Regions from separate parts of the Mus musculus genome. Here regions 1 and 2 are each linked to region 3. The links are chromatin loops, found by intact Hi-C in ENCODE. Cell type or tissue: left cerebral cortex. All regions are shown on one strand. Each heading gives the region's core, and the rest is flanking DNA. Links, peaks and the distances in the headings are about the cores only.

Evidence for each region. Peaks named below come from ENCODE experiments on the same cell type or tissue, not always from the same donor. Only the 100,000 strongest peaks of a DNase experiment are listed, where the experiment ranks them.
Region 1: it touches region 3 in a loop (2.4-fold over the local background); 4 of 42 quality-filtered maps call a loop at or near these places.
Region 2: it touches region 3 in a loop (2.2-fold over the local background); 4 of 42 quality-filtered maps call a loop at or near these places.

What each region holds. Positions count from the first base shown.
Region 1 is chr15:94,844,885-94,850,684 of GRCm38, reverse strand. All of the region lies in intron 3 of Tmem117 (transmembrane protein 117), which reads right to left. Among named protein-coding and RNA genes, the nearest start is that of Gm31007, 47 kb to the left of the region's middle. In left cerebral cortex, for the core only: a CTCF peak has its summit at 2,991 (motif pointing left); a DNase peak (open chromatin) is centred at 2,999.
Region 2 is chr15:94,832,843-94,838,642 of GRCm38, reverse strand. The region is part of intron 3 of Tmem117 (transmembrane protein 117); the gene reads right to left. Among named protein-coding and RNA genes, the nearest start is that of Gm31007, 59 kb to the left of the region's middle. In left cerebral cortex, for the core only: a CTCF peak has its summit at 2,815; no DNase peak of the experiment used is centred there.
Region 3 is chr15:94,773,403-94,779,202 of GRCm38, reverse strand. The region is part of intron 3 of Tmem117 (transmembrane protein 117); the gene reads right to left. Among named protein-coding and RNA genes, the nearest start is that of Gm25546, 95 kb to the right of the region's middle. In left cerebral cortex, for the core only: no CTCF peak of the experiment used is centred there; DNase peaks (open chromatin) are centred at 2,291, 2,403 and 2,891; H3K27ac peaks cover 1,193 bases.

The DNA.
Region 1 (5,800 bases), core at 522-5,521, 71 kb before region 3:
GTGCCAGGAACAGAAAGCAGATAATAAAGTTTCCTTCCAACTGCTGTGATAAACCAACCTGGGAGAGGAAAGAGTTTATTTGGCTTACAGATTATATATCCATTATCCTGAAAGGCCAGGGCAGGCACTGAAGACAGGAAACAAGAGACAAGAGAGAACTGTAGCAGAAACAGTGGAGGAAGGCTGAAGATTGGCTTGCTATCTCTAGCTTCATCAGCTTCTTTTCATACAGTCTAGGCCTATCAGCTTAGGAGTGGTACTACCCACAGTGGGCTGGCCCCACCCATAATCATTAATCAAGAAAATGCTCTCACAGACTGTGCTCAAGCCAATCTGTGTGAGGCAGAGACATGTGCTCAAGCCAATCTGTGTGAGGCAGAGACATGTGCTCGGGCCAATCTGATGGAGGCAATTCCTCAATCAAGGCTCCTTGTTCCCAGGTGACTCTGGTTTAAGTCAATTTGATGAAATCTTTGTCAGCTGACTGACATATAAGACCTGATTTGGAATAGTTGGTTAGGCAATTGTAAATCTTTTAATCATCTAAAAAAAAAAAAGAGGTAAAACAAAATATTTATTTTAGAAGAAGTGCTGTGTGAAGTGAAAACTGCCACATGTTCAATAGTGCAATCCTGAACCATGAGATCTGTGCTTTCTTCCCTCTCAAAACTAAATGCTATTTTTAATAATCAAATCATGTCTGCTTGAAACTTCATGTCTACTCACATTCAGGGCTATGAATTGGTGTATTTGAATCTTAACCGAACATGGAAATGCCCTCCAGACACTCATCAACAGAAGAGAAATCTACATTCTAGGAGTTTTGACTCTTTTCTGTGAAGCACATCTTAGGTCCATTCTTCTCCTACCTTTAATGATGACCAAAACGCAAGGGTTCTTAGCAGACAATGCACTAACTGGACACGTGTGTTTTACACAGATTCACCTTCTAACTCTCCCCAGATACCGTCACCTTCCTTATGTACCTAACTCTATGTTCATTCAAGACCAAGTTTTGCTGCCTAAATATCTTGAATGTGTGGCCTTCTGTTGGAGCATGATTGATTTTAATATCGTTTTAGAAGTCAAGAACTCAAATTCAAATGCTTGCCCTACACCTCACAAGCTCTTGGGAACTGAGGAACTTTGCCTAAATTTCTCAAATTTGGTGTTTGTTTGTTTGTTTGTTTTTTGCACCGGAAACTGGTAAGTTTATTCAAAGTTCATCTGAGATCAAACCAAGGGCAATGTCAGGGGTGATGTAACACAGTCAGGGGAGAGTGGGAGAGACTGGTACACACTCTTCAGAGGTACGGCAGTCTCCCGGAAAGGAATAGTACTGTTGAACAAGGTAACAGATTTGAGTGCACTGGCCACTATAATTACAACCTCATCTTTTCCTACACATGAGAAATACTACCTATTACTTCACAGTTGATTATCAACTTGGATTATATAAACTATTGATGGAATACAGAAAAATTCAAATATTTTCCCAGACCTATACATTTGTTTGATTGAGCATTATTTGTATTATAATTTAACAAATCACACCTAAATCTGTTTATGGGAGTAACACAGTATTATGACAGATGCATACAATATATCATTGTTACTTTTACTCACCATGTTGTGCAATAAAACTCAAAGAATTCTGACTTATACTTTGTACTCTTTGACCAAAAGGTAAAGATTATATAATTATTATTCAAAGTGTAACAATATATAAATGCCATTTACAACAAAAAGACCAATTGGAGTAATTATACTATAATTGGAAGAAAACTAGACTTCAGTGGTTAAAGTATTTGTCACCATCACTTATAGTTATGTTTGTACCCTAGCAAGTTAATTAGCCTCAGAAAACAGAGTTGACTTTTATATATTTAAAATGGATATAACATCCTGAAGCTCTCCAATCCAGGATATCAAAAGCTGGGAGACTAGCACACCACACATAATAAAGTTTAAATGAGAGGTTCCCCCATATGCTCAGAGGTGTGAACACTTGATGCCTAGTTGGGGACTTGGGGGGGGGAGGTTCATCAATGCTGGAGGAAGTAAGTCACTGGTGTGGGTATTGAAGGTTCAAAGCCCCATGCCATCCCCAGTTCCATCTTTCTGCTTGATGCTTGCAGTCCACGATGTGAGCCCTTGATACCATGACTTCATTCCACCATCATCTATTCCAACCCTCGGGAACCATAAGCCCACGGAAACCGTTTCTTCTATTAGTTGCCTCAGCCATAGTGTTTTATCATAGCAATAGAAAAGTAAATAATACTGAAAGCAAAGAACACTACTAAATGGGAACAGTCCAGGGGATGACTGCATTGGCGCTAAACTTGAGGAATTACAGGATATGCACTGTGAACAATTCCAGGAGCAGAGGACTCCAAGGAAACTGAGTGGCAGAAAGGTTTCTAGGCTTTCAGGAGCTTGCTTCCAGCGCTGCACCACATTGTCAAGGGGAAAATTGTTACTTAAGATTTTCCTTCGTGCTTTTAGAAGGTACAGGGATGACCATGCTAATTTGGGGGTTCTCTGCAGCACTCTGGTCTTCACAAGCCATCTTTTAGAACATCTATTCTACAGAGCCCAGCTGTACTGCAGACCACTGGAAGAGCAGGAAGGAAAATGAATGGCTGCAGCTGCTCCCAGTCATCCTGTTATGGGCATGGGCGTGAGGGAGTCTAAGAAGCAGCTGAGAAGTTGGCATCTCAGGACACAGTCTCACTGATAGACGAGGCCGAAATCATTGTTCTATACGTTTTTCTTCTGTCACTGCACTACTTAAGGTCACTACATTATAGCTTCTTTCACCTAGTAAAAAATTACTCTTATGTCCAAAGCAGGGACCCAAAATGGCACTGTTGCTCGTGTCCTCAACAGGAGGACCCTGCCAGGTAAAAAGAAGCCTAAACTTGGCACTCCTCAGGAATCTCATAAAGTGGATTTCTATTTACAAGGAAAGCCTTAACTGCCCTCCACTGGTCTATCTGGGCAAAGGCATCCAGTTCTAGTTCCCACACAGCATGTTTTTATGCCCTAAAAATACTTCCTCCTCAACCATCATATAAAACCTGCCTGCTTTCCCGCTGAGCTGCTGTCCTCTACTCTGACACAGTCCCCCAGTTTGTTCTTCCAATAAACTTTTTTTTCTACACAGAGTAATCTAATTCAGTGGTTTCACTGTGCCCTCATTTATAATTACCACCCCCTCCAAAAAAATACAGTTTTAAAAGACTGTACAGCTATCAAGAAAGAGTCAGACATTCATGGCAAAAGCGTTGGAATCAGCCCAGAGGGTTTTTATAAAAAGTACTGACACTTAATACGTTAAGGATTTAATGCAAAAGGCAGACAAAAAAAGTAGTGATGTAAGAAGAAAGAGAGACATTCTTAACTAAAAACTGTGACAAGGAGAAGGAAGAAGATGAGAATAGAAGAAAAGAAGAGGAAGAAGAAGAGAAAGAAGAAGGAGGAGGAGGAGACTACAATGACAAGGATGTCCATGATGTTTGAATGCTCCTTAGTAATGGACACACTTGAGAAAAATCTCAGTTAAGAATATGGCAATAGCCAGGCAGTGGTGGTGCACGCCTTTAATCCCAGCACTTGGGAGGCAGAGGTAGGCAGATTTCTGAGTTCAAGACCAGCCTGGTCTACAGCGTGAATTCCAGGACAACTAGGGCTATACAGAGAAACCCTGTCTCGACAAAACAAACAAACAAAAAAAGAATATGTCAATGGAAACTTCCAATTTTGAAAAGAAAAGGTGGTTGAAAGAAAGAGAAACAAAGTTTCTAAGACTGTAGAAACAGTGTTAGCACATCTCTGATGGCAGAAAAGAGCAGAAGAAATGCCAGGATCAACAGTGCCAGACACCACACAACAGGCGCAGAATCGCAGCAGAAACTCACCAGGTAATGCCAATGCCACACCTAGAAAACTTTCCCTAAATATAAAGAAAATAAAGAAGTCTTGAGAGAAGCCTGAAGAAAGAAAAATACTCAGGATGAATAAAGAAAGAAACCAGACTAGAAAGAATGAAATAAGGCCTGGGGAGACAGCTCAGTTCCAAGTTGAAATGGTCAAGTATTTACTGTATAAGCATGAGGCCCTGAGCATTTCTTTAGAACTAACTTAAAAATAAATAAATAAATAAAGCTGGGCTCGGTGGTACACACTTGTAATCAACCCAGCACTGGGGAGGCAGAGCCAGGTGAATCCCTGGACTCACTGAACTTCCTCCTAGGCCAGTGTGAAACATCTCAAACAGAAACAGGATGATGGCATCTGTGGAATGATACTGGAGGCTATCCTCTGGCCTCCATGTGCATGTATGTACACCCATTCATATATGTACTCTCACACACATAGATGAACACTCATGTGCCCACAACAGAAATACACATACACATAAAAAGTAGATGTGTGGAAAGCCACATGTGCCGTTGCAGGGTGGTGCTGGCTACCGCTGGCCACCACGCATACATAGGCAGTAAAGTTTTTTTTTGCCAAGATGAGGTTTTGAGAGTTAACCAATCAGATGAGAGACAAGTTAACCAATCAGATGAGAGAGAAGTTAACCAATCAGATGTGAGGCATGCAAATGAGGTGGTAAACATAACCCATGCATAACCAATCCGGGTGTGAGACACACCTCTCCTAGGCCTATATAAGCAGCACCAGCTCTGGGCTTGGGGTGTCTTCGCCTCTGCAATCAAGCTCTCCCAATAAACATGTGCAGAACGATCCTGTTGCAGCATCGTTCTTGCTGGCGAGCCAGGGCGCACACAAGATAGATGGAATGATCCATTTAAAGTATTGAGAGGGAAAAAAAAAAGACAACAACATCAATTCAGAATTTTGTACCTTGACAAGAGGGGAAACACATGAGGAAAGGAGAAATAGTACTAATGGGGAAGGGAGTGTGAAGTGAAAGTTTCTGGTTGGGCCATGCAGACTCACATGGTGAGGCCGACTTATATGGTGTTTTGATGGGGCAAGACCAATGGGAAAACACAAGATGTTTGGAGAGAGTACAAATAGGACTCAAAGGATGATGATGGTGTGATTGCATAGCGAGCTTTGCAACACTTGGTCTCAAGTCTTAGCTGATCATGACTTCAATGAGAGAGGCATAGCAGAGAACTTCTCCTGGTATCTAGACAGATTCTGGCCGCTCCCGCTGACTCATGCAGACTCTGCTGAGGCTTAGCTGTTTCTACTGGATCATGCCAACACCACTGCTGATTCATGTTTGCTCTCCTGACACTACTGAACTAGACTGCTGGTAGCCTGACAAATGGAGACTGGAACCATTTCAAAGAACTACTTCTAAACATGTTCACACACCCTTGTCCTATGCATCATCTTTTCTCCCCTACCTTTGGAAGGTAGGCTGGAAGGGAACCTTTATTAAAAGTAGGTTTTGAAAAATCTAAGCCTACAGGGCTGGGTAGGGCTTAAATGACCTAATAAACAAGATGAGTTAGTAACTCACAAAGCAAATGCTCTCTAGGTGCTCAGCAAATGTTTAAGAAAAAAAATGTGTGGTGCTCAGAACATCTCTTAAGAACATAAAGGGTACAGGAACAAAGAAATGTAAAAGAAGATGGAGAGCTGAGGGTAGAAAGGAATCCAAAACTCCTATCTGGATTGCTATTACAAGTAATAGAGTAACTACCTGCTTGATATCACAATATTGGCAGCTCCTAGGCAGCTGTTAAGCAGCCTGTTGAGACCGGTGTGAGGAACTGTCATGTGGACACTGGTAGCTTCATATTTTGAATGA
Region 2 (5,800 bases), core at 258-5,257, 59 kb before region 3:
GGGACACAGATAAGCCTAGCTAGCAATTTCTCAGGAGACTCGCAAAGGCATCATAATACAGAAAGAAGCTGGCATCCAGCCTTCCAGACTCAAAACCTTGACATTGAAGGCAGTCTGAGAATAGACCACCGTTTAGGGATGGAGTCACGGGAGAGAACAGAAGGTACTGGTTCATATTCAACAGGGACATATAAACATCACAAGCACCAAACCCCTCTTATTGAGTCGGCTGGAGTATTCTGTCCCAATAAGCAAACACATAAGGGGGTATCCAAGTTATCAAATTGTAATCAGAAGCTAGTCTGGCTAACACAGACTCAGAAAACAAGGCAGTATGTAGATGGTTCAATTCTTAAATAACCATAAAAAACATACCAGCTGCTTCCATCTTTAAAACCCAGATGTTCTGGGCAGTGGAGAATGGTACACCTGCCACCTACCTCTCTGTGTACAACGTGTTCAGTCCTATCTCACAATGACTTGCCTCTATGATAATGCCTCTGAGAAATAAAGGAGACTGTCTTACAACCACTTTATTCAGTGTGTGGCACAGGAAGAAGACATTTTAAATGTATTTCTGAGCTGGGAGAATTCAGTTCATCTTTTTCTACATTTGCAAAGCTGGCCAATGCATATCCTTTCCTTAACCAACTTCGCATTCCACCCGATCACTATAGAATCTGCTGACCCCTGGGCCACATTATATAAAACCTGACTTTACCCTCTACTCTAACTTATTAATGAAGCTGGTCTCTTAGGATGCTCGTCTTATATTCTCTGTCACAGAATTCATCATGGATACACATCTGAACTGGCCCAGGCACCAGCAGTGAGCACGCCAAGTCCAAATTATTTTATTTCCAATCTGGGTACTGGCATGAATCTAGAAGCTATCATGTGGTCCTAAAAATTAATTCCTAAACTGGAATAAATGGCAACTTTGAATAACTGGCCACTCTTCCTCCTCTTGGATGTTTTTGTTCTTACCATTCCTCCTTTAAGTCTCAGGAAGGGCCGCCATTTTCTTCCCTTTCTGTTCTGATATACGCTCACAATCCAGCTGCCATTCCACTGAACTACAGGCAAATATATCTCCCGAATTTCTAATTTCTGTTCCAGAGGACATATCAAGTTTACTTTTTAAATTTGTGTGATTTTTATTATTTTAATTGCACATTATTTATTGGGTACTATCATAATCCAAGACACGTATATAATCATAATGTCAAACTTAGCTATCATTGTTAATCCAAGATACGTATATAATTGTAATGTTAAAATTAGGGTTGTTGAAAAAAATTTTTGTAAAAATTAGGGTTGTTGTAATTTCCATGTCCTTAAACTTGTTTTAAGCTTCAGCCAGTATGTAATAATCATGCATATTTATAAGGTATACTATAGTATATTAATACAAGGATATAATCATGCATATTTATGGGGTACACTGCAGCATATTAACACAAGAACATAATGTATACTGATTAAATCAGAGCAGTTAACTTAGACAGCTTCCTATTGTTACTTCAGGTTTGTACCATCCATGCTCCTTTCTTTTTATTATTCTTAAACTATCTAAGTCACTGCGACACCTACTGCTCTGTAGGAATTACTGCTTCTTTCTAACAGACGGCCTGTCCCTGGATACAAATCCTTCTCACCATGAACATTGTGCACGCCGAATTCTCAGTCCTATTTACTAAGAGTTTGCCTGTTTCTCATTTTTTTCTACTTTGCTTTATTCATTAATAATGGATGAGTTTTGAGAAATATTGGCATGCATAACTATAGAATAGGTTTTCATAATATTGATGGAATTCCTGTTACAGCTTCCTAATCGGAATAGGATAGATGAAATGTATTGGACATGAAGAAGAAGATTAAAGTGGATTTTCTTATTGATTGATTCTGCTCTCTTTTTCTTTTTTCAGCCAACTTTGCTTGATCCTCATGGTAGAGATGTCAAGAATAATTTTTGTAGTATTCTTTAATGCATCTTTTCATCATTCCTCCTGGAAATCAGCCAAAATAAAAACCTAGCTATCATTGCTACTAATAAATGCAGGATCTTGGTTACAATGTCAAAACATTTCCAGAGGACCAACTTTGAACCCCCACTACATCCCACTCATTTCTGTCCAATTACCAAATGCATGCCATCCTCGCCGTGGCGCACATTTTTAATCTTTGACACTGAAGTGCTTCCCGCCGAGATCAGAACTGGGCAGACACCCATGACTTACTATGATTTATATTCTGTCACGGGAGCTAACGCACAGCCGACGGTTCAAAGTCCTCTTCCCTTCCATCAGCTCTTTAGTGGAACCAGGCATGGGCACAATATTAATTTCAACGTTAACTTACTCTAATTGAATGGCGATGCTTTATTATAGTCGTGCAGAAGCCACCATAGATCACAAGGGACACAGCTAGTGTGGGTCCCTCCATGCCTTGCTTTACATTTGCCTCAGTTTTCATCATGGAGCATTGTGAGCACTGCTGTTAGCATATAATATACTGTCAGTAAACTATCATTCACTCACTCACCCCTATAGCCCACAATGTCCCTACATCATGCACAGTGATAGGCAAACCCATCCGTGCCTCTTTTGAGGATTCTCATGCTATAGAAACCCATAGCTAAATGAATTTCGAATGGTCCTCTGGCCAGCACGCTTTGGCCACAGTTTTGGCTCACTGTTCCTTACAAAGCTGTCTCTTAGCAGTATCCAAAAGAAATGACATTGCTTAACAGATATGAGATGCTATTTAATGGGGAAAAATGATGATTTTTGATGGGTTTGGTCGATTTATGATTTCATTGAGGAGAAGCCCCCTGTGGCTATATAGAGGAATTACATATTAACTTCTGTGTCTGGTTTTTTTGTTTGTTTGTTTTTGTTTTGTTTTGTTTTTAGCACTGTGAGCATACTTAGTCTAAAACATGGCTGTGTTTTGTACCAATATTCTTCTCATCCTTGAGAAGGGTCCAGAATACAGTTTCATGTCTGTAGTCATTGTGAGAATTTATTTTTAGAAAAATATGCACAAAATACCTGAAAACACTTCGTTAAGCTAAAACTAATATATCATTATAACAATAATATTGAATTGGGAATGAGGAAAGCAGCAATAACTAAAAACAACAAGTATGAGAAATTGAATACAAAATTTTGTTGGAAGAATGTGGGAAATGCTAGTGCCACAAGGAAGGACCAAAGCAGTAGAAGGTAGGCATGTCCAAGCAGTAGAAGGTAGGCGTGTCCAAGCAATAGAAGGTAGGCATGTCCAAGCAGTAGAAGGTAGGCGTGTCCAAGCAATAGAAGGTAGGCGTGTCCAAGCAGTAGAAGGTAGGCGTGTCCAAGCAGTAGAAGGTAGGCGTGTCCAAGTTCCCACGCTGGGCCAGGGTTCTCAGTCCAGAAGCTTCCTGCCTGTTTCCCTTTTTAAAAACCACTTGCTTGCCCTCTCTCTCTAGTCCCATCTCAGCTTAATTTCTAGTTATTCTTCTGACTGCAGCGTAAACGTCCAAGGAAGATTTCTATCCTAAACCTTCTCCCAAATTAGGTCAGGTCAATTCCTCTCATTACAGACTTTCAAAGCAGTTTCTCCTCCTCCTCGCAGAGCTAAGAGGTAATTTGGTTGTACTCTGTGACCTATGTGCAGAGGGTTACTTCTGTCTTGATGGTCCACTCTGGCACAAAATTGCAGTTCGATAGCTATTAAATGGAGAATGAAAACCTAGTACTCAATCTTTAGCCTCTCCGTGGCGACCACGGAAGCTTTTCCATCAGCCTGGGCTCTCCCTTTAAAGAGAGGTCTTGTTGTTTATAGTGTTGCTGCTTCTGATAGATTTCAGTAGTTTTGACTTTGTGAGCTGGCTTCAGCAACAGTTCTTGCATTGGTGGCGTCACTCCTAGGCGTGAAGCAGGAAATGCCTCAGCTCCGATGCCTTGGGATGTGCCTTTAATAGATGGCCATGATGGTAATGCCGTCTACACGCGGCAGCATTGATGCTCACCTAGGCCATCTGTATGCTTACTCACATCACTTAGCAAAGCCCTTTGGCATTTGGATCCCCGCGGGGAGCTTATCTCTTGGCATCGCATTTGATAGCAACACTCTGTCAGTGTATGGGACTGAAGAATACACTTTCAGAAATTCTACGACCTTCGTTGACGTGAAGAGTATAGAACGCCATAAATTCCTCTTCCAAGTTAAGCATTTCATCCCACACAATGGTAAGAGCATGACTTGTTTTTATATTTATCACTGTGTTGTTTCACTCTAAAGAGAAATACTTACACGTATCAGACTCTTCACTGGGATCAATGTAACTATTCATCGCTACAATGTATCATCATTCAAACCTCAGAAGGCCGCATCTGAATTGAGCATCTTCCAGTGTCACTTGGGAGAGCTATACCCTTCCATTAGTCCTACACATCTCCCAGGCTGCAATGAATCTTCTCCAGCACCGCCTGGGACGCTGGAAGATGTGAGTGTACTATATGGACACTATGGACAGCTAACATACCCAAATCGATAGCAACTGATGACTAGACTAGACTTACCAGATTTTTTTTTCCAAGATGACAGAAAAATACACTAGAAACAGGCAATTTGCAATTGTTTCTATTTCTATACTCTAGTCTCTCCTGAATAAATATGACGTATATGTCCTTTCCAAAGCCTTGATCTTTGCAAAGGACACAGAGCTGATTGTGTTCAGCCCTCTGTTGTTCCAGGTGACTTTGCAATGTTGAGGGGAGAAATAACTCCATCTCTGACCTTAATATCAATCAGTGGACAGTGTCAGACTTGACATTTTATTGTCCCTTCTTAGAGGCATGCTGTAAATAGAAACATTATTGTTATAAATTGTTCTTTGAGTTTTGACACTGAACAAATTACACTGTGTACTCGATTTTATTAAATGGTAAAACCCAGCAGATTTTCTATCAAGAGGCCAAGGAGTGATACTTTGTTCTAAGAAATTGAGTGCTGTGTGAGCAGGCTAAGCAAGAGACCTCACATAACCATTCTGACGGCAGATAAGTCATGAGATCATTTTCCTATCATACGCTTTATGGTATGTGTCCTAATCTGTTTTAATATAAAGATTACTGCAGGGCAGTAAGCACCATATCTCAGCTTGACCCAATGCAAGCACCCAGCTAAAAATAAAGTAACTAAGCATCAAAACAAAAATTAATACGCAGGCAAGAGAGCAATGGATATGAAGTCATATTGAGGATTTCTGATTGGTTTGTCTGCTTGCTTGCTTGCTTTCTGGAATTTCTTTTGCAGGGGATGGAGAATGTTGTCTTTCAAATGTATTTGAGTCAATCACAGACAGCTAAGTATCCCAACACATGCTGTTTGATATACTGAAATTAAGGTGTGCAGAATAAACATAATAATATAAATTATTACAGGGCTAAAGAGATGGCTCAGTGGCTAGGGAGACTTACTGCTCTTTCAGAAGACTCAAGTTTGCTTCCCAGCACTTTTAGTGGTCAGCACACACTCTAACATACAGTTATGCACATGTGCATATCCCTACAGAGATTCATACACGAAACTTAATAACTACAAGTCTTTACAAATTATCATACTATTTAAACACACACACTTTGATTGGAACGTGGCTGCTTTTGTTCTAAGAGAGTGAAACTGAGTCAGAGTAACAGGGACCAATATCCATCCAGCCAACTATGTATTGTTTATTTTCTTTACAGAAAACATGTGATCGCTGCATTGTCAAAGACCAGAGCAGTAAGATTACTAGGCAATAGTTTAGTAA
Region 3 (5,800 bases), core at 281-5,280:
AGAAGATTAAGGGAATTGTGCAAAATTCTGGGGATTGTCATTAAAAATAATATTTGGATTCAACTCATAGCATGCGTGCGACATTTTCAAATCACGCCTCAGCCCCCAGCTTCAGTTACTTCATCTAGTAGCCAAGGGAGTTGGCTTTACAGCTATATGATACATTATGAATGGACTAAGAATAATCTGCAGAGATAGTCAGAGGCTCAGCTCTAGAGCAGACACATTACATGGGACACCACTAAACTACACTCATGTGTACAGTCATTCTCTTCTTGTTCTACCCTCAAACTGTTGAGTTACTTTATTGCTTTATAATAAATCTCTGAAACTTTCCACCATGAAAAAAAAAAACCTACCTTTACTTATTCTTTATGGCTGTTAGGGATCCAACTCAGGTCCTCCTCACACACACCAGGCAATCCAGCACACCACAGCTGAGCTACATACACCACTCCTTCATCAGACATATGTAAAACATATGCATTGTGAGGGACCATTTTGTTTTTGCTGGACACACTTCTATAAACCGTTATGTTGCTTCTAGTTAGCATTCAAAGTAATGGTATGAATGTGGCATCCTCATAATGCATTATTGGTTGACTCTCCTTCCTCATCCCCCATCTCGTTTGTCCTCTCTCTCCTCCCGGGAGTTCTATTCTGCTTTCAAGTCACCTGTGTTCTATTGCCCTCTACAGTTGCCTCCCAACTTTCTTAAGAACACTTTGTCCTCCACTCAGTTCTCTTTCTGCCTACTTGGCCTAGTCCCACATGTGGCATCACACACTAATACATAAATAATAATAATAATAATAAAACAACATATAGCCGGGCGTGGTGGCACACGCCTTTAATCCCAGCACTCGGGAGGCAGAGGCAGGCGGATTTCTGAGTTCGAGGCCAGCCTGGTCTACAAAGTGAGCTCCAGGACAGCCAGGGCTATACAGAGAAACCCTGTCTTGAAAAAACAAAAACAAAACAAAAAAACAAAAAAAAAACAAAACAAAAAAACCCAACATATACATAGCTAGATTGTCAACAGATGACAAGCATTCGCTTTGAATATAAAAGCTCTCAGAGTGTGGGGCATTTGTTTTGGTCCTAATGCTGGAGGGAACGACGCACACGCCTGCATCTTTGCATTTGAACATGCTCATTTGTGCTGCTTATGTGTCCCGCTGACAGGTCAACTGACTGCAGACTTAGAACATCATCCTTGACCACTATTTAGCTACCAACAAATGTCAGTGATGTCTCCTCACACGATGCAGTAAAGAGGAAGGCTCTCTCCTGCAAGGTCCCAACAAAATGCGACATCAGAATCCAGCCATGAGAAATTAGCAGATACACCAAAATGGAGGAACTTTGATAATATTATCTACTGACCTATATCTCTTTTGTCAATGTTATAAAAATCCAAAGAGTCACTCAATGTCCCCAAAGACTGAAGAACTGTGATGACCAAATACATCGTGTAACCCTTGGTGGCATTTCAACTTGAAGGCAGTAAAAATGATGGCCATGGAAGTTGTTAAAACTTTGGGGTAAACTATAAATTAAGATTACATCTATATTGGGCCTTGGCTCTTGTTTATGAACAATTACACTTAAAAAAAAAATAATACATGGAGGAATGAAGGCTATACACATAAAGACGATACATATGTACAAAGAGAAATGACCATATAAATGCATTAAAAATTACTGGGCTGGAGAGATGGCTCAGTGGTTAAGAGCACTGACTGCTCTTCCAGAGGTCCTGGGTTCAATTCCCAGCAACTACATGGTGGCTCACAACCATCTGTAATGGGATCTGATGCCCTCTTCTGGGGTGTCTGAAGACAGCTACAGTGGATCACATAAATAAGTTAATTAATTTATAAATTAATTAATTAATACTAACTATGGCTACTGGTTCTTTTGTACTTTCTGCTTTTAAAACTCCCTCCTATATGTTTTCAATTAGATCAAATCAAGTGTTAAGAGAATGCTTGACTATGTAACTGCCAGTCAGAAATGTGGCATATGGGGTGTCCTGTAAAGTTCCAGGTAGACCCAGTACATATTTTCCTGGCTATAACACAGAAACTATTCAGGAAGCCAGTAAAATGAGTAACGTGCATGTGTGATTTGTGACGCTATAAAAATTTTAGCATGGCAGTTAAATAAAAATCCTGGAAGTTGGTGGGAAGGTTTCAGTGGAAATCGCAGATGTATAGGACCATCTTCTGAGGCTATGATGTAGCAACCAACGGATCACCCACTAGGAAGGAGAAACACATGGTATGGTACTGTGGTGTTCATGCCTGTGCACTCTCAAGCTACACAGTTCAAGTTCCTGTGGAAGGCAGAGAATAAATGGCCACGGGACAGGGGAACAGAAAGCGTAGCCTAGAAACAGTGAATGTGGTTACTTTGTTTCCATACGCGGGCTTCAGACACCACAACGGATACCCTGCTGAAACATAACACCAGCAAAGAACATGCCAAGACTGCAAAATTAAGCTTCTCACAGACCCGGTTAGTGATAACCCATATAATATCAGGGTCATCTGCAACAACCACAAAGCTGTCAGCATGATGAGCCGTGCACGGGATGAAAAAAGATCACTGACCCGTGCTAATTTGTATCGACTATCAAAGACTAGCCACACAGAGCCATCTCTGATGGGGAAGGATGGTGACCTGGGTCATGTGAAATTTCCTGCAGATGCTTCCACGGAAGGGTGGAGGAGGGAAGGGGTGGAAGAGGGGAGAGGTGGAGGAGGGGAGGGGTGGAGGAGGGGGAGGGGTGGAGGAGGGGGAGGAGCCTGTCTTCTCCCTAGAGCAGAATGCCACAAACTGTCACAAATTGTAGCTGTGTAATGAACCTAAATTAGGAGTTCTCACACATAGGCAACCGACAGAGGATCTGAAATGCCATCTGTTATATTTAAACCTCAGAAGTCTTCTCTGGAGAAGTTTCCTTTTCTCAAGGAATAAAGTTCTTTAATACAAGTTCGGTAGAATAAAAAATGAGATGTCTCAAGAGGTCGCCAGCAATTTTTTTTTTTTTTGCCCCAAACCTGTCCAAACTCAAAAACTATCTCAGCATTTCATTACTGGATCTTCCTGAACTTTGCCAAAGTCCTTTTAGTGTCTGTATAGCAAGAGAAGGAAATTGTTGTCCAGAGACCTACTGAGGCAGGGGTCCGTCCCTCAGAAGAGGACTAAGAAGGACTTGTAGTTGAGAAGGGAGGAATCAGTGGGGGTTACCTGACTAGGTAAAGGCATTAGGGAGCAACATGCAAAGCTGTGGGGCCACAGAGATCAAAGGACAGAAGGTCTTCTTGTCACTTATAGCTAGTGTTTTCCTGACAAATGGGGACTTGTTGCAATATGCAAGCCATGTAAGCAGTCTTTAAACAGCAAGCCATAGGCTTACTTGGGATAGACTCAAAGCAATTTGTGTATGTGAGAGCTTGAGTTTGGTACTAGCCATCCATAGCTGCTTTGAAGAGGAGAACAGGATGCAGCCAGGTTATGCTAATACCAAGGCCACCACAGCACACCAACACTTGTCAAAACTGAACACTCAGCTACCACCCAGACCCAGATCCCCTGCTCTGGACTGGTCCACCTCAATATCTACCCCATTTATGAGCTGCAGGATCTTCATGACACAGGGCAACAACAGGATATCCCAGAAAAATCTCAGTGAGGATCCAGTGTTAATAGCGTAGCAGAAGCCAGAGGCCTCAAACCAGACCACTGACCCATTGCAGTGAACACTTGCAAATAAAGTTGTTTAGAAAAAAAGGTGTAGTGTATGATAAACTGACCTACCATGGCTTCCACAGTGACTTTTTTTTTTTCTTGTTCTGGGAGGTTATAAGTGTGGAGAGTAGATATGGAAGGGTGAATGATGTAAAATTCACAAAGAATCAATAAAAATTATATAAGAAAAAATGAACAGCGTGTGTCAGGATAAGGAGATACTCAGTGCCCAAGAGCACTGACTGTTCTTCCAAAATATTTGTTCCCAGCGCCCACATCATAGCTCGCAGCCACCCATAGCTCCAGTTCCAGCACTCCGATGAAGGCCTCCTCCTGACCTCCGAGGGTACCAGGCATGTATGTATTATTCACATGTAACATTCAGGCAAAACACTCATACACACAAAAAGAAACAAATTAATCATTTAAAGTACACATCACTTGATCTGTAAAATTAAAAAAAAATAAAACAGAAAAATACAGAGTCCTCCACTTGTTTGGAATCTCAACCAGCGGACTGACAATCTGCACCCTGATATCAGAGCTCGGCAGACAGGGCTGAGTGCCTATCCTCTGTATGGTTATTCCCCTCTTACTCGGCTAGCACTAAGCACCCTGAGTTACTTGCTGAATACACTGGAACAGTCTGAAGATCAACCCCAGCTTTTGTCATTTCTTCTTCATATTATAGCTTCCGTTCTGTCTGGAGCATTTTCCCTGAGTGGAGCAGAGATTGTAGCCGAATCCCTACTGCTAGTTAATTTTAGCAGACTGTTGATTCTCAAAATTACCCATGAATACCCTGACTATTAGCAACCCAAGAATTGTCAGAGAATAGCTGAAGTTTTTTGTTAATACGCTCTCGGCTTAAATTCAAATGATCTCCCCCAGCCTTAATATATACCCAAGGGGTTAAACATATTTGCTCATTTGCTTAAAATGTTAGGCTCTGTCAGTTTATTGGTGGAAGTGAATAATTCCGGGCTGGTAGTGCCAGATCCAGCCAACGGTAATCCAGGGGCAAGAGTCTTAGCCTGGAAATGGCTTCTGTGTTCTAACGCATGCGCTAAGCTTCCACTTTCTAACTCGTAGCTGGCCTCTGAGCATGAGAGGAAAACATACAGAGGGATACTATGAGGCTTACCACCTCTGAGCGAAGCTAGAATCTTGATTCAGATAAGATTGGGCTGCAAATAATATAGAAGACATAAAACAGCTACGGACGGATGACTCGTGGCAAGGATATCTGAACGACGCTGCTGACAGAGCCCAGTCACATTCAATGCACCAAGTTCTTTCTTCAATCAAAGACGACATAGGTCCTATCACTGCATTTGACACACCACCCCCGGCTTCTTTAATCTGTTTGTTCTGTTTTTTTTTTTTATTTATTTTTAAATTACTGGAAATTTCTAAGGATTTGCCATTACTCGCTAAAACCATTGCCTTGTTCTGTGTGGTCCTAGGAGGAAGGATGCGTGTTGATTGTTTTCACAGACCCTAACTAGCATGTTGTGTGTCTGGAGCTGCGTTTGGACGGGAGAAGCTTTCTCCCATGGTGCGGCTTGAGTAAGGGAAACAACAGAGACATTTCAGGGGACGAAACACTATGTTCATGGAAGCTTTATTGAAGTGTATCTAGAGCTCCCAAGAGCCAGAATCCCATCCGCTGACAACTAAGGGAGCTTTCTATGTGGCATGGATGACATCCCTTGCATAGCTTATGTTATATGACTATTGCTAATGATTGGTGAAACTGCAATCTTTTAAAAAAAATCCGAAATAAAACAAATAATATTTATGAAATAAAAACACCAAATGTGACTTCAGGTCCCGACTATACTGATCATAAGCTACTCTGAATGCTCTTCCCTTATTGAGAATGGGTTCTTCTCTCAAACAATATATCCTGATTACACTTTCCCTTCCTTTACTTGTCCCAGTTCCTGCCCAGGGCCCCTCCCCTCTGTATCCACTCCTTTTCTGTCTCTTGTTAGGAAAGAACAGGCTCCTAAGAGATAACAACCTACATGGCTGAATAAAA